Linked DNA regions of Homo sapiens: regions 1, 3 and 4 are each linked to region 2. Evidence: chromatin contacts called from ENCODE Hi-C or POLR2A ChIA-PET data. All regions are on one chromosome and are shown on one strand. Each heading gives the region's core, a stretch centred on a gene start or an enhancer-like site at or near the end of the contact. The rest is flanking DNA. Distances are from core to core; before and after follow the strand shown.

Evidence for each region. Hi-C counts contacts between places; a loop is a spot of excess contacts on that map. ChIA-PET counts read pairs that join two places held with the same protein, here RNA polymerase II (POLR2A). Pooled maps may share reads with other maps.
Region 1: a pooled map shows a loop between it and region 2 (4-fold over the local background). The contact joins the enhancer-like site here to the promoter of GPR88 in region 2. A Hi-C loop is called at or near these places in 5 of 37 single-sample maps with no recorded cell type and 4 of 50 pooled maps. POLR2A ChIA-PET finds 5 or more read pairs at or near these places in 1 of 52 experiments (OCI-LY7).
Region 3: a pooled map shows a loop between it and region 2 (4-fold over the local background). The contact joins the promoter of AGL here to the promoter of GPR88 in region 2. A Hi-C loop is called at or near these places in 5 of 50 pooled maps.
Region 4: a pooled map shows a loop between it and region 2 (3-fold over the local background). The contact joins the enhancer-like site here to the promoter of GPR88 in region 2. A Hi-C loop is called at or near these places in 4 of 37 single-sample maps with no recorded cell type and 4 of 50 pooled maps.

Annotation. Positions count from the first base shown.
Region 1 is chr1:101,433,006-101,440,827 of GRCh38, reverse strand. No RefSeq gene overlaps it. Among named protein-coding and RNA genes, the nearest start is that of LINC01307, 110 kb to the right of the region's middle. RefSeq lists an enhancer at 4,273-4,442. Within about 2 kb of position 4,492, at least 3 of the 41 ENCODE cell types and tissues checked have a DNase peak (open chromatin) inside an H3K27ac peak, as active enhancers do; they include OCI-LY7, where a contact is called at or near this core.
Region 2 is chr1:100,535,017-100,542,255 of GRCh38, reverse strand. It overlaps GPR88 (G protein-coupled receptor 88), which reads right to left and starts at 4,117. Exons shown (of 2, transcript NM_022049.3): 1 at 3,754-4,117; 2 at 235-3,362. The coding sequence starts at 3,289. The coding sequence ends at 2,135. RefSeq lists a silencer at 2,556-2,725 and enhancers at 1,995-2,843, 2,996-3,395, 2,844-3,693.
Region 3 is chr1:99,848,201-99,855,463 of GRCh38, reverse strand. AGL (amylo-alpha-1,6-glucosidase and 4-alpha-glucanotransferase) reads right to left here and starts at 5,103. Exons shown (of 34, transcript NM_000642.3): 1 at 5,049-5,103; 2 at 4,340-4,489. The coding sequence starts at 4,421. RefSeq lists enhancers at 4,009-4,982, 5,633-5,782, 4,983-5,957 and a silencer at 5,133-5,452.
Region 4 is chr1:101,110,173-101,117,064 of GRCh38, reverse strand. No RefSeq gene overlaps it. Among named protein-coding and RNA genes, the nearest start is that of DPH5-DT, 88 kb to the right of the region's middle. Within about 2 kb of position 4,509, at least 14 of the 41 ENCODE cell types and tissues checked have a DNase peak (open chromatin) inside an H3K27ac peak, as active enhancers do.

The DNA of each region.
Region 1 (7,822 bases), core at 3,243-5,742, 900 kb before region 2:
TGCAGTTATCCATCAGTCACACTATAGAGCAGGTCACGCATAATAAACAGCTGCTTTATTAGGTTGATGGAGTATGCAGCAAATACAAAATGACGGAAAGCAGCTACAGACCAGAAGCTGAGAAGTCGCAGGAAAATGTGCTGGTGTGGGCCAATTCATGGATGCCATTGACAATCATGCCAGAGATCAGTTCTGACCAGCACACATTTCTATACTGGGAAGCCCCGGGACATTCCAAGCGCAAGAGCCAACCATCCCTGCAGGGAGGACAACCAGTATCCAGACCAAACTCTTCTGTCAGTTGGCTGCAAAATCTACTTTTCTCAATACTGAGATGCTACTAAATAAACATGTAACATGAATAAAGATAAACTATTAAAAGCTTATTTTCATGTTAAATTAGCAAGGATATTTGGGGATTTGTTTCATGGCTTTAATCCAGGCATATTCCTCCCTCATCTTTTTTTGAAATAGACTCAAGTTCTGTTTCTGACTTTATCCTGGGAGCATTTGTTTGTGACATGCAGAAAATGGGAACTGAATAGCCAGCAAGCCAAAAAGGGCAGACGATGCAAAGTCTATAAGGCAAAATGGAATGTGGGGAACAATTAGACGGCTCAAACTCTTCTCCTTCTGAGCACCACTGCATTTCCTTTTATTCATATTGTTTTACTAACCATCCCCCACCCCATAGGAGGAAAGGGATCAAAAGCTCATCAGCTATGCTAGCTTGAGAGTTGTAATCCCGACAAGCCAGCTAAAAAGTACACAAGTTTTTAAGTATATGCAAATGTGCACTGGTTCCTCTACTAATCTTATTTTGCCTTCTTTTTTAAGAATACTTTTTGGTTTTTTTTCAGACAGGGTCTTGCTCTGTCACCCAGGCTGGAATGCAGCAGTGGGATCTCTGCTCACTGCAACCTCCACCTCTAGGGTTCAAGCAATTCTCCTGCCTCAGCCTCCTGAGTAGCCGAGATTACAGGCGGATGCCACCACACCCAGCTAATGTTTTTGTATTTTTAGTAGAGATGGGGTTTCACTATGTTGGCCAGACTGGTCTTAAACTCCTGACCTCAAGTGATCCACCCACCTCGACCTCCCAAATTGCTGGGATTACAGGTGTGAGCCACCACGTCCAGCCTAGAATATAATTTTTTAATGTGATTCCATTTTATACTATGCCATTGTGACTTTGTGATCCATAAGGATGTCACAGAAAAACATACTATTGAAATCATGAGATTATAAGAGTATATGCTTAAGACTACGTCCAGCCAAATTACAGTTGATCATTTCATGGGGGAAAAAAAAAGAAAGCTTTTGCTCGTTGATCTATGCTTTTTCCATCTTAAAATTCCTTATGTTAGTATTTCAAGTCAATTTTTGTTTCCCTGCATAATCCAAGCAATTGCCACAATTTTCCATTTTACTTTGCAAATATTCATACATCAGGCATAACATTTTGCAATGATCTATCACAACCAGTTAAGTCTGTCTCTATAAACAGTAACTTTATTTTCTGAACCAAAAACAGGCCACCTGGGCTGCTGGGAGGGCAGAGTGCTTTACACCCAGCCTGTATCCCTGATTCACTCCCTTCTCCATCAAATAAGTATTCAAAACTGCCACTAGTGTTATCTTTCTAAACTGGAAATCAAATCAAGTCACTCCCATGCTTCAAACCTCTTGATGTCTTCTCTTTTTCTGTAAGATAAAATCTAAACTTCTTGGTTGAACAAGCAAACCCCCAAATAGCCAGGCTCAAGCCATCTCTTTCTGAAAAGAGAATCCACTTCATAAGCCCTTCCATCCAGCCATTCTCAACTTCTTGCCCTGGCTTAACGCAGCCTTTTCCAGATTTCATATCTTTGTACCGGCTATTCTTTCTGTGGAAATATTCTTACTCACTCCCAGTCCCCCTCACCCCCACCCATACACACACTCACTTCTACTTATTCTTCAAGACAGATTCCAATGTCTCCTCAGGGTATCTTTCCAAGACTTTCCCAGGCAGTTAGTTGTTTCTTAACAAGTTATTTGTGCCTATATCAAAGCACTCACAACATTTTATATCAATTTATCTATTTATACATTTATGTCTCCTTCTAAGCTATAGCTCTCTACAGTTTTAAGTAGACTATTTTGATGGATAACTCCAAATTGTAACTGTCTGCTGGAAGCTGGAGACTATTTTTGCCTCAGGCTCATGAGGTGAGTTCTATCAGGATCAAGGCTACCACGTGGGGGAGATGTTGTAAAGAGAGTACCAGCACTGGGGCAGGGAAGGGACGAAACAGTGATCTTTAATAATTCTTTGATAACTTTAATTTTTTAATGACTCTTCCACACCTAAGATGATGAGCGTAGGACAATAGAAATAGCCTCACAACAATCTTTTTGGTTCATCAGTAACCAGCAGCCATAAGCCAGGGCTGCCATAAGGCTTCACTACAGAGAAAGGCAGCATACTTCTAGCTAATTTATTAAGTTGAGACTCCACATTAGACACAGTCTGGGGTTAATAGCTGTGATTTTTCTATCTCTAAAAAGCTAATTACAAAGACCTATCATTCCCATTTTTGTTGGTAACTAAAGCAGTTCAAGAGGTATGCCTATTGGGGAAGTAGGAGAAGTTAGAGAGGCTTAATTGGGATAGTTGCTAATTCCAAAGAAGAGGAAACATAATAACAAAAATGCTTTTTTTTTCATTACAAAGAAGTTCTCTTTGAACTACAAATATAAGCTCTAGACAAAATGCATTGGCCCAAATATTTAGATTCCTGCTGACAGTCAGAGTCAGTGGTGGACTGATGTCATGCCAACGGACATGCAGTGTGAGCCTTTAACTTAAGAGTGCTAGGGCTAATTAGACAGGAAAATTACACCATGCCACATCCAGTTCTGGAATGTGTATTTCCACTACAGAATAGATAACAACAATGTGTAGCAGTACATCTCACATCTTCAGACTTGATCTAAGACAAAGAACAAAATACTTCAGGAATAATTCCTGAAGAACAGAATGGGATTCAGCCTTTTTTGCCTCTTCACAAACCCTTAAAAACAAAAAAGGCAAGCAAATCTTTTTTATATCTTAATTTTCTTCCACTTTATTCACAAGTTATTTTTTCCCCTTCCTCCTATGGGGTGGGGGATGGTTAGTAAAACAATATGAATAAAAGTAAGCCTCCTCTGTTGAGTTTCTGGTATAGGTGCAGAACAGTGCCAGCCTCTGTTCCTGGTAGCTAGACACTGTGCCTAGTGTGGAAACTCCACACATGCACTCTCCAGTGTCTGGGAAAGATGCCTCCAGCTGACATAGACCAGTCCCTGCCTTGCCCAGAGTCTGAAGCCAGTTTTATCCTGAGTACCTCTCCTCACACCGTGGGAATTCTGATTTTATTTGGTTCTAAACCCCAGTTCGCTGCTAGCTGGAAAGACAAGAACTAGAATCCTGTGCCTCCTCTCCATCTTTAGGAACCTCTACACACTGCAGAGTTGCTAACACAGTTTTCCTAGAAGCAATCATCTAAACCAAACCTATGTCACCAAAAAAGCAGAGCAAAGGCTGGGTGCAGTGGCTCTCACCTGTAATCCCAGCAGTTTGGAAGCCAAAGGTGGGAGGATTTCTTGAGCCCAGGAGTTCAACACCAACCTGGACAACATAGCAAGACCCTGTCTCTAGAAAAAAATACAAAAATTAGCCAGGTGTGGTGGTGCATGCTTGGGCACCAGCTTCTTGGTGAGGCTGAGGTGGGAGGATTGCTTGAACCCAGGAGTTCGAGGCTGCAGTGAGCTATGATCATGCTACCGCACTGAACCTGGGCAGCAGAGCAAGCCCCTGTCTCAGAAAAAAAACAAATTCTTACAACCCCAATAATAAAAAGATAAATAACCCATTTTCTAAAAAAAAAAAAAAAGCAAAGCAAAGAGATAATCAGAAAATAAGTATCTAGAAGAAGGGAAGTATCCAAGAGCAGTGTTCATAGCATCTGATGAGAATTTCTTGTCATCTCCAGTCAAAATTTTAAAAATAACAGCTCCATCACAAAATTATTGTCTTTCCTTATCAGTACATTTGGAAAAACTAACAGACCTTGGTCCCAAGATGTTCATTCAACTGTGGAATTCAGTTCATCAGAATCTCTACAATTTATGTTTTCTAACTATCTCTTTCTAGAATCATCAAAAGTAATTTAGTGCTGATATATGAACCAAATGAAAGTTGTTCTGAGACAACTATTACTCAGGTCAAATTACTTTAATGTCAACTATGTTAATAATAATAGCTTTTCAAGAAATCCTTTATGGAACAAATGACCTTCAGTTTTTGCTCATTGTTCCACTGAAACAACTGAAACACAAGTGAAATATACAGAGAAAGCTCTACAGATCATAGCACCATCTGCATCTCATGCCCATCCTGTTTCACTTCCTTCTCAAAATTATGGTTCTGCTTGACTTTTCCTAGTGATAAAAGTTAAAATAAAACCTGAAAATAAAATATGTAAACCCACGATTATTTATAGTTGCCCAATTTCTTATGACACAGATTTGATCCAGTTCTGCATGACTAAGAAAATTAAGCATGAAACATCTCTTTCAACAGACTTCTCAAGCACTGAGATGCTTTGCGGCAATTCGACACGTGTGTTGGTAGGAAACAAGAAATACAAAGATAGATGGCATCATCTGAAAAGAAAAAAGTGAGGGCCTAGGTCTATGGAGGCAGTTTAATCACTTGCAAGCAGTTTATCATTCAACATAATAACACAGGCCCTAAAAAGCCTGCTCTGACACTCTCATTTGTCCTGTGATAGACTGCTCACTGCATGGGAATTTAATATCCCCAATGCAATCAAACTTTGTGGTGCACAGAATTTGTCCATCATCTATAAGCTAGAAGTCACAATACAACTCACTTCACTCACCAGGGCAGGATGCTGCAAGGGGCCACAGTCTGTCACTGACAGGTTGGTTCTCAACCCAGCTCCCACATAAGACTCATTTGTGAATGCCCAGACCCCACCTCAGAATGTATGAAGCCAGAGCATGGACATTTTTTTTCTCAAAGCAGGTGATTCTATCATAGAGCTTTGTTGAGAATCATAAGGATTCAACATTTGACCTTTCAGCATGATTGCTGGTGGTGTTTTGAAATTTGGTTCAAGGGCAGAGAATACACTACCTTCCAGAAAACTAAAGCAGCCTCATTTGTGAGGCTACATAATAGTTTTCCTTGTAGGTGGGCAGCCCTCAGGGAGTTCTCTGATGGGGTATAAATCTCGTTTTCCATAGAAACAAGCAGATCTCCTGGCTGTTCTGTTCCTGATTAGCCTGGCACAAAAATCTCATGTCCCAGGCAAAGTAGATGTTATTATCATTAGTTTATAAAGAAATGGAAAATCTGAAAGGTAAAATGGCTTGCCTAGTTTCATATTGCTGGCTGAAAATTGGCTGGCTCAAAGCAAAGATTACAATTTTCTATCTCTAAGTTTTTTCCTGATCTTAAAATGTATTGTCTACTGTGTTATCTTCCCATATGAATTAAATTTCAGGTTTAGGAAAATAGGATGTACTCTTTAAAAATAAAATAAAAAAATTTATTTTAGAGTTTATTTTGGAGCAACGATTTTCAAAGTGTAATCCCTGAACCAGCAATATGAGGATCACTTGGGAATTTATTAGAAATGCAAATTCTCATTCGGACCTAGAGAATCAGAAGGTCTGGGGATGGGGCCAGCTCACCAGGTGATTTACATGCCTCCTAAGGTTGGAAAACAACTGTTTCTAACAAAAGCTAAACTGTTAAACTGTAAGCATTTTCCCCAAAACGTTGTTGAAGTAGAACTTATAAAAACACTTTTTTTAAAGTAACTCCAAAGGTAAAGCCAGAGAAAAGTAGTTTTGGCTACTTGATTGCCAGATGTTGGGTCCTCTTGGCTACAAGATAATCATGAGACAATCCTGGGAAATCAGCCCTAAGTCATGTTTTTCTCTTCCTTGAGGAGAGAAGGCATTCAAGTAAAAGTTAAGACAGGCAGAAACAGTTTAAAGCAAATATGTTAAACAAAGAAAGATAATTCTCTGACAAGGAAGGTAACAGGGCTTAATTAGTCCCTTAAACTAGCAGGACATAGAGGAAAAGGCCCTGTGGAGAGAGGTAGACAGGTTTAACAAATCTATTTTCCTTTCCACTCAGGTACATGGCCAGACAAATTCTCCAGCCTCCCTGGCAATAAAGTGTAGCCACATGACTGTGTTCTAATTGATGGAATATGAGTAGAAGAGATGGATGCTACTTCTAGCCCAGCACCCGAAAAATATTTCATAATGCTCCCTTTCCACTCTCTGGCTGGCTGGAAGCAGAGAATTCAGCATAGGCCTCCACAGCTCCAAAAGACAGTGCAGCCACCAGATAGAGTTCATAAATCACCCCAGGGAGAGCCACCCACCAAACACTTGCACAGAAATGCTGCATGAATGAGACTTAAGTTCCACTGGGCTAAGCTGGTGACATTTGGGCATTATTATAGACAGTGTATACCATGTGGAATTTAAGTCTTTGGTAGAGTAATTAAAATAAATGCATATTTAGCCAAAGCAGCAACATTTTATTTCATTCTGAAACCTATAACTCAAAATGGCTACAGAGCAGAAGCGATGAAATCCCTAAGGATCAAAGTCAAAAAGTGCTCCATAAAGGTCAGCCTTGCACACCTGTGCCTTGTTTTTTCTGTAAGTCTTCCGCAATGATGTAGGATTCCACTCATATTCTTGACCAGCTTGTCTTTTCAGAAATTTACCATCATATCCACATACTGTAGAGGAAAGGTGATCTAGTCAGGGTTTTAAGTCTAACCCTAATAATTGACCACAAATAACATGATGGATATGTTTGTGGAAATCATCACTTTTCTCCCAACTCCCACATTTTATGATGACTTCTCCCATTTTCCCTTGATGGCCTATGTCTTCCTCTAAGATTTCATATCTTGTGTTGAACATTTATTCATTAATTCCAAAATTATTTGTTAAAATCCAACTATTAGTCCAACTTTGTTAGTTACTCTGGGTACAATAGTGAACATAAGTTACATGTTGGGAAAACAGATATATGATTGTTTTCCATCTCTCCACAGCTTTTGATATGGGTGAAACTTCCCTTGGTTTTCATCACACAACCATCTCCTGGTTTACTTCTAGTCTCTGCAGTTTCTTCTTTCTCTAATTTACACAATCATTCTTCGTTATTCAATAATTACATTGCATTAAATGATGAAACTTTCTCAAATTTCTGTCTTAACCTGTCTCTCTTTTCAATTTCTATATTCAGGCAATTATATCCATACCAATGGTTTCAATTTTCATCTATTTACACAAGAGTCACACTTGTTAATATTTCTCTGGCACAGACCTTTCCTGGGACTTCTAGATTCATATAACCACTTATACCAATTTTCTACTAAATGTCCCTGCTTTGCTATCTCAAAGGCACTTAGGCACAGCATAACGAAAAACTGAACTCATTGCATCCAGCCCCACACTACAGCTCCATACCTGGTTTTCTTCTGGTGTGACCATTATCAGTGAACAATATGAGCTTCCATTCTGGTAAGCAAGCCAGAAATCTAGGAGTCATCCCTGACTCCTCCCTCTTTCTCACTCCTCATATTGACTCTAAAACCATACCTTGTCAATTTGACTTCCAAAATATCTTCCAAATCTTTTCACTGCATTATATCTCCTCTGTTGTATCCTAATCCAAGCTGACCACATCTCTTGAATGAATTGTGGCAATAATTTTTCCATTTAAACCATG
Region 2 (7,239 bases), core at 2,868-5,367:
TAACTTATTCCCCAACACTTACAGAAAGGAAATTTTACCTATTTCTCTTTGATGCTGGTATGTGGGCCTTATTTAATTATATAAAGTAGAAATAACTGTACAAACTAAAATTAGATAAAGCCAGCAAGAAGAAGTTACTTTCATCACTAGTGCTTTGGAATACCATATCCTCTGTTACAACGTTCTCAAGGAGGTATGCAAGGAAACCAGAGACAGAAGAAAAAAAACTCAGAATAGTTGTCTGAACTTTAATATTTGAATCAAGGAAAATGTGAACAGATGAAACTGTTAGTAAGAGAGAAATGGTGCATGCACAAAAGGGATAGATTAATAAAATGACAGCTGATTGTTGGTGATGAACATATTTGTTTTCCTTAACATGTCCCAACTTCCATAATTATTCAGATGTACAACAAGTGGTCCTAATGTCCTGGCTGAAATTGCCCAGGCGTGCAACAAAGCAAGCTGGTTTTGTTCCTGAATTATGCAGTTAACTGAGGCTGTTTGGGCCCAGATTTGATGTGGTAAGTAGTCAGAATGCTGACATATGATTATTAAAAATTATTAAAATTACTTTCTTCCCATTTTAATTTGATAAGGTGATTTCACACAATTTTGCATTTCAAATATTTCTAAGTAAATTTAGTAAACCAAAGATGAATATGACAAATCTCAAATAATATGTTTTAGAACACTTTCCCATTTGAACTGTTCACTATATATGACTGAGTTTATTATACCTCCTTCAACATATACGATATTGATGTTAAATGTCATGGTAATATATATGAACTACATAAAAACAGTGTTGCTTTCTAACGTGTGGCTTGTTTAAACCCTAAAAGAGCACAGCTGGCTTTGCTGAGCCAAACCATATTATTGATCCGTCTTGACTGTGATTCCACTTGTGAGATAAAGTCCCAACTGGGAGCTTTCTCATAAATTGGGTCAAGACAGGAAGAACTCTAGGTAGCCAGAGGTGTCTCTGTGTCTCTTTTCAAATAATTGAAGGCCATTTCTTCTGGTGTCTGGAAGAAGTAAAATATCCTTGTCTAACGGGTATTGCTTCAGTATACCACATGCCCAATAAGTTCTAGCATCTAGGAGCATGCAATAGCAGCTAATATTAGCTATGCAGTCATGGTATTATTAGTGTTTAATTATATCATGTGCATTGAGATATTTTAAATGTTAAAGAGAAAACAGAAGGACTTATTCTTCTTAGCAACCATTATAGTACAGAATGTTCAAAGCTGCAATCACATTCATAAGGCAAATAAATTGGTTACAAAATGAGGGTAGCAACAAGTGTGCATGCTATAGAAAATGTGAAACGGTACCTAAAATAGATAATCACCTTATTTGTTTTCAAAATTCCAGTGCTGGCTCTGACCATCAATTATCAAACTGGAAAATTTTCACTATAACACTCAACGCCAATTTTCAGTCTTAAGAGTGCGAAAAAAAAGGAGCATAAAATAATTTTTTTTCTCACTGGCTAAGATTCTACCTCATTTGAGAAAGACTTTATTAAAAACCCTTTTAAGAATAAAGGGCTTGAGGTCTTAATGGCAACTCATACTGGTGGGCACACCTAGGGCTTCACTGCCCCAGGGTAATATACAAAAACTAAATGGTAAGAGAAGCATCATCAAAGACAGGTTACTTTCTAAAATACTTTCTACATATTGTTTTCCTTCTTCAATGTTATTTCCTTTGGTTCATGCACACTCAAGGCGCTTCATATATAAGACGATGAAAGTGGAAAGGGTTATACATTATGAAAGCTCTTTTTCAAAAACAAACTGTGTGGAAATAAATTAACCGGTTATTTTAAAACGCCAGTTTGCAAGTTCTTCAAGTCTCTGGTGTTTTGACTTTAGGATTCCTCTAAAACACAGAAACAAAGGGTAAAAATCAGGTGGCCGTCCAAAATGACTTCGGGCGCCCCACTTAAAGAGACGCCTTGGTTCAGGTAGCCCGCTGGGGTCGAAGGCCCCATTTTCCCCCGATCTATCGGGCTTCGCGGCGGAAGTCTTCGTTCAGGCAGGGGATGCCCTAGGAGGGAAGGAGGCGACGGTGCCCAAGGACGTCGGAAGCCGGGGATCTCCGCTTCCCTCGGGCCCCGGCTAGGTTACCAGTGCTGGCCCGCGGCGCGGGTGCCCAGTTGCGCCTGGGACACTGCGGGCACGGCTGTGGCGGCAACGGCAGCGGCCGCCGCGTCGCCGACGCCCGGCAGGACTGAGCGCACGGAGCGGCGGAACTCCTCGTTCCTCCACGTGTAGAGCAGCGGATTGAGCGCGGACAGGGCGCAGCACAGGAGCCAGCTGGCCGCCTGCACTCCCCAGGGCACCGGCAGCGAGAAGCCGCTGGCCAGGCTCACCCACACCAGTGGCTGCGTGGCCAGCAGGAAGACGCAGCAGAGCAGCAGCACCGACAGGCCGCTGAGACGCCGCTGTGCCCGCCGCGGGTGCAGCGCGGGCGGCAGGGGCTGGGCCTGCGCCGGGTGCGCGGCGCCACCGGGGCCCGGCGCGTGCTGGGCGCCCGGGAAGGCGGCGGCGGCGGCGGCGCAGCCGGGCAACTGGTGCAGCAGGTGGAAGTTGAGCACGCTGACCCGCTTGACGCTGACACGCACGCGGCGCACGATGCCCAGGTAGCAGTGCAGCAGCAGAGCTGTCTGCGCCAGCAGCGCCGCGGCGGCCAGCAGCGCCGGGTAGTGGACTCGCGGTGGCGCGGCGCCGGGCCGCGGTGCCCAGGGCGGGAGCAGCAGCACGAGGCCCAGGGCGAGCGCCCAGGACAGCGCCAGCATGCCCGCCGTGTGGCGCCTCTGGTACAGCGCCTGGTAGGTGGCGGGCGCCCGGGTGATGAGCAGGTAGCGGTTCAGGGCCACGAGGCAGTGGGAGAGGAGGGACACCGTGAGTCCGAGGCCCAGCAGCCCACCCCGTAGCAGGCGGTAGCTGCCCCCAGCGCCGTCCCAGTCTGCGGGGGGCTCCGCAGAGCCGGTGGGCAGGAGCCCGAGCACCGCCTCCTGCGGCATCCAGAGGGCGCAGACGCTGAGGTCGGCGGCGCAGCCGTTCACGATGAAGGCGTTGCTGGTGGTCTGCAGCTTTCGGAAGGACGACACGAGATAGATGACCATGCCGTTGGCCAGCGTGCCCCCGATGGCCAGGCCCGAATACAGGAGTGACACCGGGATGCGCCGGCCCGCCCACGACTCCTCTTCCTCGCAGAGCAGCAGCAGCGAGCCACCGGTGGTGGAGGAGGTGGATGTGGAGGAGGAGTTGGTCATTCTGGCCAACTCTTCACACCTCCCTCGCTAGCGTCGGCTTCTGGCAGCGCGGTCCATCCTGACACTGTCCTGCCTGCCAGAAGGGCAAAGACATCCCTTCAGCCCTCTGCCACTGACACAAAAGGCTGAAGCAGAATAATGGGCTGGGGGAGGGGGAGAAAGGGAGCTCGAGGAGGAGGACGGGGGTGGCAGATGACAGGTGCCTGCCTCGGAAATGTCTCCAGAGCCAGGGGAAAGGCCACTTTGCATTGGATTCAGCAGGTATCGGGGAAGCCCTAGGACAGAGCAATACCTAAAACAGTCTCCTCTTCTCCCCCAACACACACACACACACACAGAGAGAGAGAGAGAGAGAGAGAGAGAGAGAGAGAGAGAGATATGTTGCCAGCTGGAGGACCTAGTTCCAGGAGAAAGCAGAGATATCCCAGCTGGGGAAAATCCCATGGGAAAGAGGTGAAGGTTACCTTGCGTTTAGGCTGGTCCTTAGCCGGTGTCTCAGGGGGAGGGATGCCGGGAAATACCTCCTCAGCAACAGCATCAGTGGTCCAGAAATCAACAGGAGAAACTCAGCTGGGATCAGTGCCAGGAGCAAGTGCCCGCTTCTCCCAAGCAGCATCCACACACATGGTCCTGGGCAGGAACTAGCAGCTGCAGGGAGACTTCTCAGCTGGTATCAGGGCTGGAGAAAGTAAAGTGGCGGGCTGCAAGCCCAGGCGGGTGGGCAGGCAGGCAGCAGCAGCAAGAATGCTTGGCTGCAAAAGCAGAAGCTGAGCTCAAGAGGAGAGCACCCTGTGCTCAGAAGCAGGAGTGGTGGCTGATGTGGTGAACCCACTCGAAGCTCTCTCCTGCTTAGTTATACATCATCCAGGGAAAAGACAGCCTTTCCACGCTTGGCATGAATTATTCAATAGCTTCCAACTTGTAAAAGGAAGAAAAATATCTTGCTCAGAAAGTCCTGTCGTTAACAAGTTTCTCTGTCTTTTCTCTCTCCCAATCACCTTATTTTTCATCCTGTTTCATTTTTCTTTCCGTCCTTTTTTTCCCTCCCTTCAATATTAGAATAAAATTTAATATACCCTAGAGTATTTCATCTCAGTCTGATGCATTTTGTGGGCAAGATTTTTCTGTGAGATAAATATATTCCCAGTACCCAGGACTGATCTCTTTATTCCCACATTTTTTAACGAGAATTACTTTATGCACTACTTGAAATTCATTTTTCTTTGGTAAAGTGGAACATAGACAATTATCCACAGAAAATCTCCATTCCTCAATTTAAATCGTACTTTCAGTGTTTTCTCATCAACAAACTCCTTTCCGGAGTTTGTTTTGTGTTTTAGTAATGAAATGGTTAGAGGGTAAAAATGAAATGGGCAAAAGATTTAAAGCAGATGTCAGTGGTACATCTAGACAATGGAATATTATTCAGTGCTAAAAAGAAATGAGCTGTCCAGCCATGAAAAGACATGAAGGAACCTTAAGTGTGTATCACTAAGTGACAGAAGCCAACTGGAAAGGACTACATACTGTATGCTACCAACTATGACATTCTTGAGAAGGCAAAACTATGGAGACAGTTAAAAAGACCAGTGGTTGCCCGAGTTAGGGGGAAAGGAGGAATGAATAGATGATCACGGAAGATTCTTAGGACAGTGGAACTACTCTGTATGATACCATAATAGTGGATCTGTGTACTTATAAATTTGCCCAAAGTGGCAGAATGTGAAACATCAGTGTAAGCCATGGACTTTGGGGAATGATGTGTCAACGTACATTCAATTGTAACAGACGAACCACTCTGGTGGGGGATTTTGATAATGGGAGAGGCTATGTATGCGAGGGGCAGGGAGTACATGGGAAATCTCTGTATCTTTCACTCAAATTTGCCATGAATCTAAAATTGCTCTAAAAAAATAAAGTCAATTTTAAAAAAATGTGTGTCAGGGGGAAAGCAAGAAACCTGAATAATCCACAGTGTGAACAAAGATGACTTTTCACTTCAGAACTTTTTGTCTTGTCTGTCTTGGAGATTTGCAGTCTGATGTTGGCATCTTCTTTGGTGCAAGTGTTCATTTATCCATTCCATGTGGGAATTTTTTCAGAAAAGGAGTTCTCTCAATTATTCACTGGAAAAGTCATGTATTTGAAAATGTAACTCAATATGGGAATATGGTAACATGGCATAATAGAAAAAAATGTTAGGTGGGGTTGCAGCACACCCAGATACTAAGCCGAGCATCCATCATGTAGCCTTGCGATGGATTATTTTCATCTTGTCAAATAAGTTCACAGTCAGTCACTTCAAAGGCCCTTTCTGTTAAAACTTTCTGTGAATCCCTATTCATGAATTTAGCATTTCTTCTCTCTAATTATGACACATGGCATATACCTCTTCTATCTAACATGCATTGCAGTTGTAGTTCTGGGTCATATGTCCCTAAGAGCAATGTTTCAGGAGAGAGGTCAAAACACAGCTTCTCTGCTTTTCTTTTTCTATTTCAAAATCAATATGGTTAGTTGATGACTTCAAGAACTCTGATGAGGATTAAGGATAAGCATGACTTGATAGATTTGGTCCAGCTAAGCTATATCTGAATGAAATTGGTTGGGGCAGGGGCAGGGGCCGGAGGGGGAAGTGAAAGAAAAGAACCAGTGACTTGCTATTCAGAGGGTTGAAGGTTTCGATATCAAGTTTACTGATGTAAATGAGATGAGTATTTGTCATCATCTTTTTGCCTATTGCCATTTGTCCTTATTGAGGTTTTGAGTGCATTAAGCACAGCAAGCCTGCATTTCTCCTTTCTAGTTATGACACATGGCGTATACCTCTTCTCTGTAACATGCATTGTAGTTCTGGCCCATATGTCCAGGAGTCTTTTCCACTCTGTCCCTAAGAGCAATGTTTCAGGAGAAAGGAGACTCTCCTAATCATTCATAGTTAAAACTTGCCATTGAAGTAAAGTTTTTTCTCTCACATTAACATAGTCCTAAAGGACTCTCTGATAGAATGTGGTGGGAGGGTATTCAAATTCTGGATCCCTGGTCCCAGCTGCCACTTTGTGTTGCCTTTGAGACGAGCAGCATTCCTGCTGAGGGACTCCAGTGCCTGGCAGTCACACACACTTCCTCCAAGACCATGCCTCCCTTAGCGCTGGCCTGACAGGGGCCAAATTTTTGTTTGTTTCTGGATTTGGTTTTCCTTTTGTTTTAAGTTAATGAACTTACATAATATAGGGTGGGAATTTTTTCTATCTTATTTCCAGCACCAGGTCAGTGCCTGGGACATAGTAGAAACTTAATCAATACTTACTGAATTAATAAGTGAATGGCAGTGTAAATGATTTCATTTATGTTTTCTCCACGGTGAAACAGTAATTCACTTTTATGAGCATCTCTTTCCTCCCACCTTCAGCAGGAACTTGCCCCATCAGTCATCTGCTTTCTGCTGTCTCTTGTCAGTCTCTCTGCTCTCCACTGCTTGCTCCCCTTCAGACTTACAAAAATGCTGATTTCACCACAACCTCATAAAACTCCCCTGGAACTTCACCTCCTTCTCATGGTGCCTACACACAGCTCACTTCCCCTTCCTGATGGAAGTGCTCATTTTCTCCTTCTACTTCTGATTTTACCATTGAATACCCACCCACACGGCCCTTAGCTCTCCCTGCTCCACAGAAACAGCTTTGGCCAAGGTTAACAGTAGCCTCTCAGTAGCAAATCGTGACTCCTAAATCCTTGCCCTCTACTTTGACTCTGTGAAGAACACCCTCCTCCTCAGTGCCATTTCCCTCCAGGTTTCCCTTTGCTTCTGTTCCTCTGTCTGCTCCCTTCCAGACTCAGTCTCTGGCTCCCCAGTGTCATGGCTCCTTTAAGATAGTGTTCCTGGCTTCTCTTCTTGGTTCTCTTCTCACCCTACTCTCTCTCCCTAATTGATCTCATCTGATTCCTGC
Region 3 (7,263 bases), core at 3,854-6,353, 690 kb after region 2:
TGATTTGTCTAGAAAAGATCATTATTTATTCTTGTACTTGTTGAACTGGAAGAATCTATAGAAATATCAGTCTTAAAAACGAGGAGGAATTCCTTCTTGTAGAAAAGAGAGAAGGAAAGAAATATGAGGGCTTTGATGACCAATTAAATATGAAACAGCCAAAAACTGCCAGAGTTTTTCCTCACATTTGATTGGTTACCAAGTCCTCTGAACTTGAAAATAACTCATACTTTGTCCTCTCTTTTTCTTTTTTCTTTTTTTTTGAGTCGGAGTCTCGCTCTGTTGCCCGGGCTGGAGTGCATTGGCACGATCTTGGCTTACTGAAACCTCCGCATCCTGGATTCAAGCAATTCTCCTGCCTCAGCCTCCCAAGTAGCTGGGATTACAGGCACCCGCCAGCACGCCTGGCTAATTTTTATATTTTTAGGAGAGACAGGGTTTCACCATGTTGGCCAGGCAGGTCTCAAACTCCTGAACTCAGGTGATCCGCCTGCCTTGGCCTCCCAAAGTGCCAAGATTACAGGTGTGAGCCACCGCGCCTGGCCTTGTCCTCTCTTTTTCAACTCAGGCTGTTCAATCCTTTTCTTTAATCAGATGTGTTTTTAAAATAGCCTTCTCAATGCTTCTTGTCTCCAATGTCCCTTCTCTACCACTCTTCCACTCATCTTTCACATTTCAAATTATCTTTTTTTTTTTTTTTGAGACGGCATCTTGCTCTGTCACCCAGGCTGGAGTGCAGTGGCGCAATCTCAGCTCACTGCAAGCTCCGCCTCCTGGGTTCACGCCTTTCTCCTGCCTCAGCCTCCCGAGTAGCTGGGACTAGAGGCGCCCGCCACCAGGCCCGGCTAATTTTTTTTGTATTTTTAGTAGAGACGGGGTTTCACTATGTTAGCCAGGATAGTCTCGATCTCCTGACCTCGTGATCCGCCCGCCTCGGCCTCCCAAAGTGCTAGGATTACAGGCGTGAGCCACCGCACCCGGCTTCAAATTATCTTCTAAAACAAAATGATCACACCATTACTGCAAAAAAAGGTGGCACATTCTCATTTATAACATTTGGATACATTTACCGGTTTTAACCAGAGTTATAAAGTCAACCACATCATTCTTTTTTCATAAATCCTTCAATTTCCCTCTTCAAATAGGTTAGCTTTTACAATTTTTGCTAGTTTTAACTAGAGTTCTAGTAATCAATCAGCAGTACACTGCACTAAGTTTGTAAGGCTGTCCCTATCCTCACAGATTTTATTTTATTTTTTATTTTTTTTTAAGATAGAGTTTTGCTCTTGTTGCCCAGGCTGGAGTGCAATGGTGTGATCTCAGCTCACTGCAACCTCTGCATCCCAGGTTCAAGCGATTCTCCTGCCTCAGCCTCCCAGGTAGCTGGGATTATAGGCATGCGCCACCACGCCTGGCTAATTTTTGTATTTTTAGTAGAGAAGGGGTTTCACCATGTTGATCAGGCTGGATGGTCTCAAAATCCTGACCTGGGGTGACCCACATGCCTCGGCCTCCCAAAGTGCTGGGATTATAGGTGTGAGCCACTGCGCCCGGCCCTTTATTTTTGTTTTTTAAAGACAGGGTCTCACTCTGTCACCCAGGCTGGAGTGCAATGGTGGGATCATAGCTCACTACAGCCTTTAACTCCTGGGCTCAAGAGATCCTCCAGCCTCAACCTCCTAGGTAGCTGGGGACCACAGGCAAGCACCATCATGCCCAGCTAATTTTGTTTCTTTTTTGTGGAGATAAAGTCTTACTATGTTGTCCAGGCTGACCATGAACTCCTGGCCTCAAGTGGTCCTCCAGCCTCAGCCTCCCAAAGCACTGAGATTACAAGTGTGAGTCACCTGCCCTCATCAATTCTCACAGATTTTAAACCCTAGTCTGACACTGTAAGACTAACAAGCCTTTAGACACTGCTTCATTATTCAGCACTTAATAGTTCTGTGCTCATTGTGTAATTGGAAATCAAAGGAAGCAGACAGTGAAAAATTAGGGAAAGACTTCACAAAGGAGGTGATATTCTAGCTGAAAGTTGAAACTTAGGCAACACATAGACTGACAGTAAATGAGATTTAACAGATATAAAGGAATCTGATGGGAGTACGGGTATAAGGACAGGCATGAGAAAACCTGCTGAGAAGGGAATTAACAGGAATGACTTGGGCAACTGTAAAGATCTATGACATTAATGATGGAGAATGAGATACAATCTTGGCTAAGGAAGGTGTAGTCTCATTACAGAATGTCTTAGAAGTCAGACAGAGGTATTTAAATTTGATTTTATACATACCACTTAATAACAAAGGGAAGAGACTGCATAAGATTATTCTGGCATCTATATTCAGCCATACAGAATAGACAGGCAATCAGAGATATTTGGAAAGAAACTGCAAGCTTAAAAAGAGACTGCAGGAAAAGAGAAGAAATCATCAAAGAATATAAGGTTTCTACCCTGGGAACTATAAAAATGGAGATGCCACGAAATAAACAGGGAAGCTGAGAAATAAAGGATCGAGAATGGGCAGGGGATATTTTTGGACATGCTAGATTTAAGCATATCCAAGTTGAGCTATCCTAATACTATTCTATTGCATAATATCAGGTTGAAGCCAAGGTCCAGGGTGGGAATACATGGAGTGATTCATATCAATGCCTTATATTTATTTAGGGCTTTATCACAAAAAATTCATGTATTATTAATTTTGAGTCTCAAAACCTAGAAAGGTAGAAGAACAGAAATTACCACTTTCATCTCACCAATAAATAAATTAATGCTCAGAATTGGGGCCATGCCCGGTGGCTTATGCTTGTAATCCCAGTACTTTCAGAGGCCAAAGAGGGAGGGTTGCTTGAGTCCAGGAGTTCAATATCAACCTGGGCAACATAGTGAGACCCAGTTTCTACAAAAAAAAAAAAAAAAAAAATTAGCGGGGCATAGTGATGTATGCCTGCAGTCCCAGCTACTTGGGAGGCTGAGGCAGGAGAACTGCTTGAGCCCAGGAAGTTGAGGCAGCACTGAGCCATGATCATGCCACAACACTCAGCTTGGGCAACAGAGTAAGACCCTGTCTCAGAAAAAGAGAAAAGGAAAAAAAAAAAAAAAAAAAAAGAAATGAATGCTCAGAATTAATGTAACTTGCCCCAAGTCAGCTTGTTAGCAGCAGAGCCAGGAGAATTCTGGCTCTAGATCTACCCGTCATCAAATGCTGAAAGCTTCCAAGAAGAAGAAAGCTCAAGGCTTTTCCTCCAAAAGTAGTCATTAGCACAGAGGCAACAGTTGAGGCCATGAGACTGTGTAACTAATTCTTTGAAGGAGAACAGAAAAAGAATTCCTAGCAGATACCCATAATTAATTAAAAAGTGAAAGGAAGAGAGCCTAGTAAGAGACACCAAGTTGACAAGAATATGCAACAGGGGAGGGGGAAAAAAAAATCAAAACCAGAAAAGTGCAGAGTCAGGAAAGCCAAAAATGGAGTAGGTACTCAGTGATTTTAAATGCCAAAGTTGGAAAAAGGCGCGGATTTGGCATGAAGATATCACATTGTATGTGTGAAATTTTTTTCAAAAATTTAATTCTTAAAACATTAGCGAAATTTAAAAATTCCTTTGAAATGTTTATGACTAGCAACATCCATTTGGTACATTAATAAGGGGGACTGGATTTTTCATATATTACACTTCTTCAATGTTGAAAAATTACAAAGGCTAAGAAAATAAAACATCTATTAACTAGCCTTGTAGAAAAGTAATTTGATCTTTTAAATACAGATCAACTATATATAGTTCAACATAACCAGATGAGTTATTGCACTTTTTATTTGCTAAGAAAATATTTTCAGCTTTTACCTACTCCACATTTGAGAAGTTTTTGATATACATAAACAATAGTTTACTATACTTTTTGCTGCAATCTATTTTGTCAATTCAAAGGTTCAACAAAGGAAAAGAGACAGTTATACAAAGGCAAAACTACATGCATACCCAAAGCAAAATTACATATGAAGTAATTTACCAAGTTTTAATAGTAAATGTTATTAGAAATAATATGGGCAATCTTCTGATCATATATTTAACTTCAATCTTAAGTGGGAATTAGTACGCAGAGAAAAGAGAACTATTTTATCCTTATCCTAACACGAGGGATATAAAATATTTTTAATTCAAATCAACATTAATTAGTGATATATGGAGAACACAGCACCATCTTTGCACAAATCAAGTTTTAGACCCTTGGAAATAATATTTATCTTAGAGCTTTAAAACATTTAACAGGACTGCCAATGAATTAAAAGTTTAAAAGACGCAAATGAGCAAATCAAAACAACTTGCTACTGACCTTGTTCAAGTCTGAAGAGGGTCTTTTCCAGTTTCTCCATTTCGTTCAGAAGTAAAATTCGAATCTGTTTACTGTGTCCCATTTTGGCTTCTAGAGGATTTGAAATCTTTCATAAGAATTAAAAGAACTCCACAGTCGAATGAGTTACCCCTATGAAACAAAAAGGAGTTAAAATATCGAAAATAACTATTGCCTTAAACTCTCCAGAGCTGACAGCGGCACTTACATGTTCGAAGTGTGTTTTATGCCTAGCAGAGCAATGAAAGAGAATGAATCTTATAACTATTAAGATTCGAGAAGGCAAATTAATAGTTGTTTCCTGCCTTTGAGCACAACGAATAAGACCGAAATAAAAATGCTGTATTACAGATTCTTACAATTAAAAAATTAAAAACCTAGACCATTCTCAGAGAAAAGCAATACACTTAGGAAAGCCTGAAGTCAGGGGGACATTCCCAGCCCCAAGCCACAGGGCTCTGGAGACTCCGAATGGCACTTCTGCTTACAAGAGATTAGTCTGCTCAAAGATAACAGGTGGGCAATCTCCCCATTCCCAAATTCGGGTCGCCAGCCACCAATGGGGAGATGAGAACAGAGGGAAGCAGTTGTTGCCTCTGGAATAGCTGCCGTAGACAGAAGATGTACAGAGCGAGCTATAGATAGAAAGAATGCGTTTCCCCGCGAGGCCAGCGGCATTCCTAGCACTTACGCCGAGGGAGTTATACGTGCGGCTTCTGGGGCACTGCAGGACCCGCGACTCTGGTGCTACGGTCGGGGGGAGGGGACGGGGAGAAACAGAAGGGGAAGGGCTGGCTGCCCAGCCTCGCACAGAAGCCGCAGCCCAAGGAGGGCCGGGCGCCGTGAAGGGCAAAGGGAGGGGCGGCGAGCGACCGGGGCAGCGCCGAGGCAGCTGGGTGAGAAGCAGGCAGAGTCTCAGCGACTTCGCCTCGCGCGGGTTCCTGGGCGCACCCGGTACCCAACCTGGCCGTGCGCGCACTCGCCCCAGGTGGGAGCGGACCGTACCTCTGGCCCACTTCCGGGAGGCTCGACCCGCCCGCCCCGACCGCTAGTCTCGCGAGAGCGTGGGCACCGCACCGTCTCAGTCGGCTCCGGGCCGGGGGACCTGGAGCCTGCTGCGGCTGAGGCCGGGAGCGGCGCTTTCTCCTTGCCCTGGGGAAGGTGCACCGGCCAAGGCGCGGCCTTCCTTTAACAGCCTGCGAGCTCACAGTTGCACATTAAAATCCCGCGGTACCGGCTGCGAGCTAGGTTGAGCTGCACAGTAGGATCTTTTGCTGGGAAGGGCTGAATGGTGAGGGGCAAACGACCTGGCTTCTGGTGTCTTTTGTGCCACCACGTGTTTTGTTTCTTTGTTTTGATAATTTTTACTTGGCCTAAGTTCTCAGAGTCCTGATTTCTAAGTGTCTAAAATAAGGGGCCTGGCTACAGCCTTGACATTCCAGCCAACACGTGTCCATCACTTCTAGTGCTAACAGACAGGACACATGTTCCTGAATGCAGACCCAGTAGGTAAGGTGTGGCCAGTCTGCAAACCATCGAGAGTGCAAACACCACTGATACTTAACGGTGTCCGGGTGTACCTCATGTACACTAGATAGACCCGGAGATCGTCTGAGATTAAGCTGCACTTATGTTAGGCCAGTAACTCAGAACTTTTTGCAGATGCTTAAGGAGATTTAATGCCTGAGGGTAAAGGAAAACCCATCTTCCAGGGCTTTTGGAGGGCTCCTAATGGTTATGAGAAAATGGACAGAAGATTTGGTTAACTAAGACTTGTGGCGTGTGGAGAAGATTCTTGCATTCTTTATTGTGGAATGACTGTAGGTCCAAAGAGGATATAAGTTAAAAAAAAAAACCCCATACTGAAGTATTTGTTTATTTCTGTAGATTTCTGAGAATGGCTAGTTGCAAATGGTCCGTAACTGACTTTGGGAACCCACAGCTCATTTTCTGGCCCCTACTATTTGCCAGGCACATAAGGTGCTGGGAATGCAGCAATAAAACAGTCACTGCCCTCAAGGAACTCCTACATTTTATTGGTGGGAGACAGATAAATTAAATAAATTATACAGGATATAATATATCCTATATAATAAGAAGGATATGTTATATCCTATATATAATAGGAAGGGGGAAGTGTGGAAGAGTAAGCAGAGAGAGGTTTGCATTTCTAAATATAACGTTCAGTAAAGTGATGCCAAACTGCGAGAAAGAAGAAGTCTAAGGTAGAGGGTTACATGTAGAGGTATAGGAAGTACAAAGGCCATGAGGCAGGAGCATACTTGGTGAACCGAAGAAGATCACCATAGCTGAGTGAAGAAGAGAGTGGTAAGAGATTAGGACAGACAGATGGGGCAGGAGAAGGGATCAGGAGCACAGACGGGTGACCAGATCTTTTAAGGCTTTGTAGGCCATTGCAAGGACTTGGGCTTTTAAACTTTGGAAAAAAAGCCATGGAGATTTTGAACAGAGGAGTGACATAATCTGATTGACCTTTTAAAAGGATCGCTCCGCAACTTTATGGGAAATAGTTGAATAAACTGTAGAGTGTAGCAAGGAAGGAAGCAAGGAGACCAGTTAGAAAGCTATTTTAGTTATTCAAGCAAGAGAAAGTGACTTGTGTGTGTTTTCTCTGTGTCGGGGGGTTGGGGGTGATGGGGGGGAGGTGGTATAGCAGGTGGTGTAGTTGCTGAATTCTGGACTATTTTGAAGATAGAACCTACAGGATTGGTGGAGAAAGGAGTCAAGGATGACTCCAAGGTTTTTGGCCTGAATGAGCAGAAAGCACTGTCCAATAGAAATATTAAGTGCCACATAGGTCATTTAAAATTTTCAAGTAGCCACATTAAAAAAACTTTTTTAAATACAAAAATTAGCCAGGCATGGTGGCACATGCCTGTAGTCCC
Region 4 (6,892 bases), core at 3,260-5,759, 570 kb before region 2:
AATGATAGGTTTGTTATCACTTATTACTGGATTCAGGAGATTATATGCAAAATGTGCAAAGACCTGATTAAAAAGTCTTTGATCTTTTAATCAAAAGGGTAAGCAGTATTAATTCATTTGGCAAGTATAATATATATACCAATTGTAGCACTACTTTGCATTTGAGATTACCACAGTAAAATAATTACTCTTCATTAATGAAGGCTCGTTGCTATGTAATTCCACTGTGGCTCTAGGCAATAAAATCCTTTCTAAAGAATTAAGTTATATTTGGTGAGAAGTTATTTTGTAAAATAATCATATTCTTTATAAATAAAATAAATTTTACCATCATGGTGTTTGATTGTATAAAGCTCATAGACAGAAATGTCATTGAGAACTATATAATATAAAAATAGAATAACCTTTACATGGAATAACACATGAGCTTCAAATTCAAAGCCCCCTATATCTCTGTTAGTACTCATTTTGTGATGTCAAAAAAAAACCCTCTCAAATCCTTTTCTTGTCCCAATTTATAATGAAGATAGATACATACATAAATAATTATAACAAAAGCAGGATGCACATTAATGTTGTCACAAAAGAAGTGACAGGCTTATTATTCCTAGAAGGATCCTGGAAGACTTCATGAAAAAGGTATTATCTTAATTAATCTTTGACAAATGGGCAAGAAATCAGGAAGTAGAGGAGGAAGGGAAAGCGGAGAAATAGGATATAAAAGGCATAGAGTCCTGACTGCCAGTCTAAATGGTGAGTTTTTTTCTGCAATAAATAGGAAGCTATAGGATTTTGAGCAAAAAAAAAAAAAAAAATGTGATCACATGAAGATTACTCTCTGAGGGAAGCTAGGCATAGAGGCACATGCCTGTAATCCCAGCTATTCAAAAGGCTGAGGCGGGAGGATCATGCAAGCCCAGGAGTTTAAGACCAGCTTGGGCAACATGTTAAGACCCTTGTCTAAGCGTGCTGTGAAGGAGTCCTAAGATTAGGGGAAAACCATGGGATGGAAAATCAGTGAAGTTACTTGAATGATTGTTTGTCTATCTGTCCCCTCAGTGAATCATCATGGGCTTCTCCAGGCCAGGTGACATGTTTCCCACAACTTTATATCCCCCAAATCACACATATTTCACAAATACCACTGGATGCATAAATAAAAGAGAATAAGCTCTTGTATTATGCTAACAGTGGTGGAGAGGAAAAGAAATAAAAGAGAAATACTACTATTGAGGAGGTAGCATTGTAAAGAGATGTTAGCTGGTTGGATATAGCTGCTGAGGAAGACAAAGGAATAAAAATGCTGTGCAATTTATCACAATAAAACCAAACACCGCATATTCTCACTCATAGGTGGGAATTGAACAATGAGATCACATGGACACAGGAAGGGGAATATCACACTCTGGGGACTGTGGTGGGGTGGGGGGAGGGGGGAGGGATAGCATTGGGAGATATACCTAATGCTAGATGACGAGTTAGTGGGTGCAGCGCACCAGCATGGCACATGTATACATATGTAACTAACCTGCACAATGTGCACATGTACCCTAGAACTTAAAGTATAATAAAAAAAAAAAAAGAAAAAAAAAATTTATGGAGCACTTACTTTGTGCCAGAAGTTTGGTAGGTGCTAAATATCAAAAGATGAATTAATATCTGACCCTATCAAACAGCTAGGGGTGTCACAGAGTGGATAGAACAAAACCAAGAGATAGGTGGCAAAACTGGATACACTCAGGGACATGGAATGTGAAACAGCTGATTTCCAGATTTTTGGCTTGAACTACTAGGCTGAGAGTGGTGCCACCAAATGAAGACCCAATTTGGGAAATGCAGAGCCTGAAGCGTCTGTGGCACACCCAAGGGAACATTTCTAATAGAGAAATTCATGCTCATGACTTAGGGAAAATTTTAATGCTCATTTTCAAGTTACATACATCAAAGGATAGTGATACTATTAACTAAATATATAATACAGTTTAGAGATATGCAACAGTTTAGAATGAAAATTATAACTTGGGGTTTTGTTTGTTGAGTGTGATTAGCTAGTGGAATAACCACGCAGAGATGTGCATAAAGAATTTAGAAGTATAGTACTATGCAGCCTTTTAAAGAATTAGGTGTCTTCATATGCGTTGATTAGGAAAGATATTCATGATTTTCTTTAAAGGAAAAAATAAGTTGTAAAACAATGTTTAGTATGACCCAACTTTTGTAACAAAATATACATGTATATACATATATGTAAATACAAATATATAAATGTATGTGTGTATACATATAGGAAGAAGGAAAGATAGCTAATTTTGTACTGGATAGTTTACTGTACTCTTTATATTGTTACAACAGACATTCATTACTTTTGTGTGTTTTTTTCTTGATAACAATGGTATTTATTTTTATTTTTATTTATTTTATTTTTTTAAATTATACTTTAAGTTCCAGGGCACATGTGCACAATGTGTTGGTTGGTTACATATGTATACATGTGCCATGTTGGTGTGCTACACCCATTAACTTGTCATTTACATTAGTTATTTCTCTTAATGCTATCCCTCCCCACCCCCCACCCCACAACAGGCCCTGGTGTGTGATGTTCCCTGCCCTGTGTCCAAGTGTTCTCATTGTTCAATTCCCACCTATGAGTGAGAACATGCGGTGTTTGGTTTTCTGTTCTTGCAATAGTTTGCTCAAAATGATGGTTTCCAGCTTCATCCATGTCCCTACAAAGGACATGAACTCATCCTTTTTAGGGCTGCATAGTATTCCATGGTGTATATGTGCCACATTTTCTTAATCCAGTCCATCACTGATGGACATTTGGGTTGGTTCCAAGTCTTTGCTATTGTGAATAGTGCCACAATAAACATACGTGTGCATGTGTCTTTATAGTAGCATGATTTATAATTCTTTGGGTATATACCCAGTAATGGTATCCCTAGGTCAAATGGTATTTCTAGTTCTAGATCCTTGAGGAATCGCTACACTGTCTTCCACAATGGTTGAACTAGTTTACACTCCCACCAACAGTGCAAAAGTGTTCCTATTTCTCTACATCCTCTCCAGCACCTGTTGTTTCCTGACTTTTTATGATTGCCATTCTAACTTGTGTGAGATGATATCTCATTGTGGTTGTGATTTGCATTTCTCTGATGACCAGTGATGATGAGCATTTGTTCATGTGTCTGGTGGCTGCATAAATGTCTTCTTTTGAGAAGTGTCTGTTCATATCCTTCGCCCACTTTTTGATGGGGTTATTTGATTTTTTTTTCTTGTAAATTTGTTTAAGTTCTTTGTAGATTCTGGATATTAGCCCTTTGTCAGATGGGTAGGTTGCAAAAATTTTCTCCCATTCTGTAGGTTGGCTGTTCACTCTGATGGTAGTTTCTTTTGCTGTGCAGAAGGTCTTTAGTTTAATTAGATCCCATTTGTCAATTTTGGCTTTTGTTGCCATTGCTTTTGGTGTTTTAGTCATGAAGTCCTTGCCCATGCCTATGTCCTGAATGGTATTGCCAAGGTTTTCTTCTAGGGTTTTTATGGTTTTAGGTCTGACATTGAAGTCTTTAATCCATCTCAAATTAATTTTTGTATAAGGTGTAAGGAAGGGATGCAATTTCAGCTTTCTACATATAGCTAACCAGTTTTCCCAGCACCGTTTATTAAATAGGGAATCCTTTCCCCATTTCTTGTTTTTGTCAGGTTTGTCAAAGATCAGATAGTTGTAGATGTGTGGTGTTATTTCTGAGGCCTCTGTTCTGTTCCATTGGTCTATAGCTCTGCTTTGGTACCAGTACCATGCTGTTTTGGTTACTCTAGCCTTTTAGTATAGTTTGAAGTCAGGTAGCATGAAGCCTCCAGCTTTGTTCTTTTTGCTTAGGATTGTCTTGGCAATGTGAGCTCTTTTTTGGTTCCATATGAACTTTAAAGTAGTTTTTTTCCAATTCTGTGAAGAAAGTCATTGGTAAATACATATATGTATGAATATATGATATACATATATGTAAATACAAATATATAAATGTATGTGTGTATACATATGGGAAGAAGGAAAGACAGCTAATTTGTTACTGGATAGTTCACTGTACTCTTTGTATTGTTACAACAGACATTCATTACTTTTGTGTTTTTAAGTTCATTTTAGCATTTAAAAAAAAAAGCTGTGGAAGAAAATAAGTGAGAGAGGAAAGAAAAGGTCCAAAGACATTCAGCACAAATCTAAGAGTTAGAGTGGAAAAGAGGACTGAAAGATATTTGCGAGTTAACAACAGTAAAGAGAAGAGTGCATAGATAGTTGGTGTTGAAGACTTTAAAAAAGACTGATAAAATGATTACCTGAAAGTGGCCAATGAGGTTGGGAGATGGGCAAGCTTTGATTAAGCAGTTTGTTGAGAGCAGGGCCAGATTGCATTTGCTGAAGCATGAAATTAAAATGAGGCCACAGAAGCAGCAGTGCAGTTAGTTACCAAGGAAAGAGTTTGAGGCAAAGGGAAACAGAGCACACTTGTAATCTAAGTCTGGAGAGCTAGTGTTCTGATAAAGATTAAAAATGCAGAAGGAAAAGGGTGTAACTGTGCTGCTTCATCAGATATATTTAAATTTATTTTAAAAAGGAATCAATACTGTATGCACATTTATATTTGATTTCAAAAACAAATGTGCTTTTGCCAACAGTTACATTTGATTACAAAGAATTACATTTGGGGGCTCTTACAACTAATTTTTAATTCCCAACTTTGCCATTTTCAGACAAAAACAGGAACCGGAAAGAAGTGGCTGGGCAGGCTGTCTGTGGTGTGACGCACGCTGCTGGCCCAGACAGCTGTAGTAGATGTTGTCTTGGTTCTCATGAAATGCAGTCTTCTAACGTTGGATCAAACACCCTTGATTGTTCAAAGTGACCGAAAGTGTTAGAATAAACCACAACAACTAAATCCGTTGGCAGTAGTGTAACTCCACCCAAAGGTGGGTTCTAACATACTACAAGTGAACACTATAGTTACATGTATTGTACACCTCTTTGGTACAGAAGTTAGACTATTTTTATGCAAGTTGTTTGCACACACACACACAAGAGAAAAATGTGTCATTTTAACATATATCTGATTATGCATTTAGGGATAATGCAAGACAATGTTTAGTTGTTAAACAGTTTCCTTCCTCATTATCCATCAGAAACATATCAACAGTGGCATGTGGTTAGAAAATGTTTGTTAACATTAAATTGTGATTGTTAACATTAGCCTAAAAAGGGCAAAACTATGGGATATCCTTCCTAGGAGAGATGGCAGAGCAGGAAGGCAGAAAATACATTGTAAACCTGCACGTGACTTTAGATTATCTGTGAAACTACATTTAGATTATTTGTCATTATACATAATGCTAGCAGAAGGCTGACTATATTTAACACAAAGTTACCCTATCAAAATACCTTCCCAAAATAGATCAACCTTACTTTGCCATGTTGAATTACAAGACTATAGAAATTACAAGCTGTTGCCATAGCCCTTTTGGTATTCATGGAACTATAAGAAAATGTATCCCCAAAATAAACTGTCTAAATTTCATAATGGGCATCTTCTATGGTAGTCTTACCTTTGGTTGGAGTTTAGAGTATGTAACAGTATAAAGAAATAAGGTTGGAAAAGATAGGATAGGGCGGGTTACGGAGAGCCTCGGATGAAGTATTTAATATTCTTGGTTTGTCAGGCACTCGGTGTTACCTTTATGACTGCATTTCCCTTTGCTTTGTTACTATTGGGCCAGTGTTCAATTGACATATTTATTTTATTATCCTGTAATTATCACTCATGGAACTATCTTTCCTTCCCAGATTATAAGCAATTGGAAGAGCAGGGGAAACTTCTTTATTCTGAAATATTTTATTCTAGAGCCTAGCATAGTGATTGGTGATCAGAAAGAGCTCAATAAAGGCCAAAAGAAATAAATGAAAGGAAGAAGGCATGCATGTGTGGACTCATGTGGTATGTGTATACTAGGCTATGAAAAGCGGCATTAAAACAAAGAGATGTTTTCAGATAAAATTGTCAGGGTGGTACTCTGGACTCTCTCCCGTGACTCTTTTATTTCTCTCGTGAAATTAGGCTGATATTTATCATGGCACTGCCTTATACATCTCTCCCTACCTTTAGGCCTGACCCCTCAAAGCAGTGTGGGACATAAGAACCAACACTGAAGCATAGTCTGGGGGGTCAAAGGCTGGCTCAGAATGTAGTCACTTGAGATAAAATGGCAAGAAGAAGACGGAATAAACTGTGTGTAAGGAGGAACACTGAGGCTCACAGGTGAATGGACCAAATCCACGGTGAGGTGTTTCCGAGGCAAGTTCTAGGCTAGAAATGGGAGCAGAAGGCAGAGTTTGTAGTCTAGGTATGCAATGAGGAAATAATAATTGGGGAAAACAAGGGAGAAGAGGTTTTAGAATCTGGGATTGATAAGGGCTACTTTCCTGAAGTTCCTCCATTTTGAGTGCAGCTTGGGTAAAAGGCAGGACACAGTCAGGGTACAAAGGCACTCCCTCAGCTTGACTTCTGGAGTTTTCTACAGTCTCATCTTTGTCTACATGCTCTATTCAATGATGCATGCTTCATTCATTTATTAAACAATCATGTTTCATTGCCTATGGTGAACCAGGCACTAAATGCATGTGTTAAGGGGAGAAAACACAACTGTAAACGAGCAACAGTCCCAGCACTCAAGAAGCTTCCAGTCCAAAAGGAAAAACAGACATATAAACAAATAATGAGTATGGAAGCGATCTAGGGAAGTATGTACAGGTGCTATGGGAGCTCAGAGGAAATCTTTGCTTGAGTCTACTTGGGAAGGTGGTGGTTGATATGGGAAGGTCTTCAGGGAAAATTCAGTAAAACTG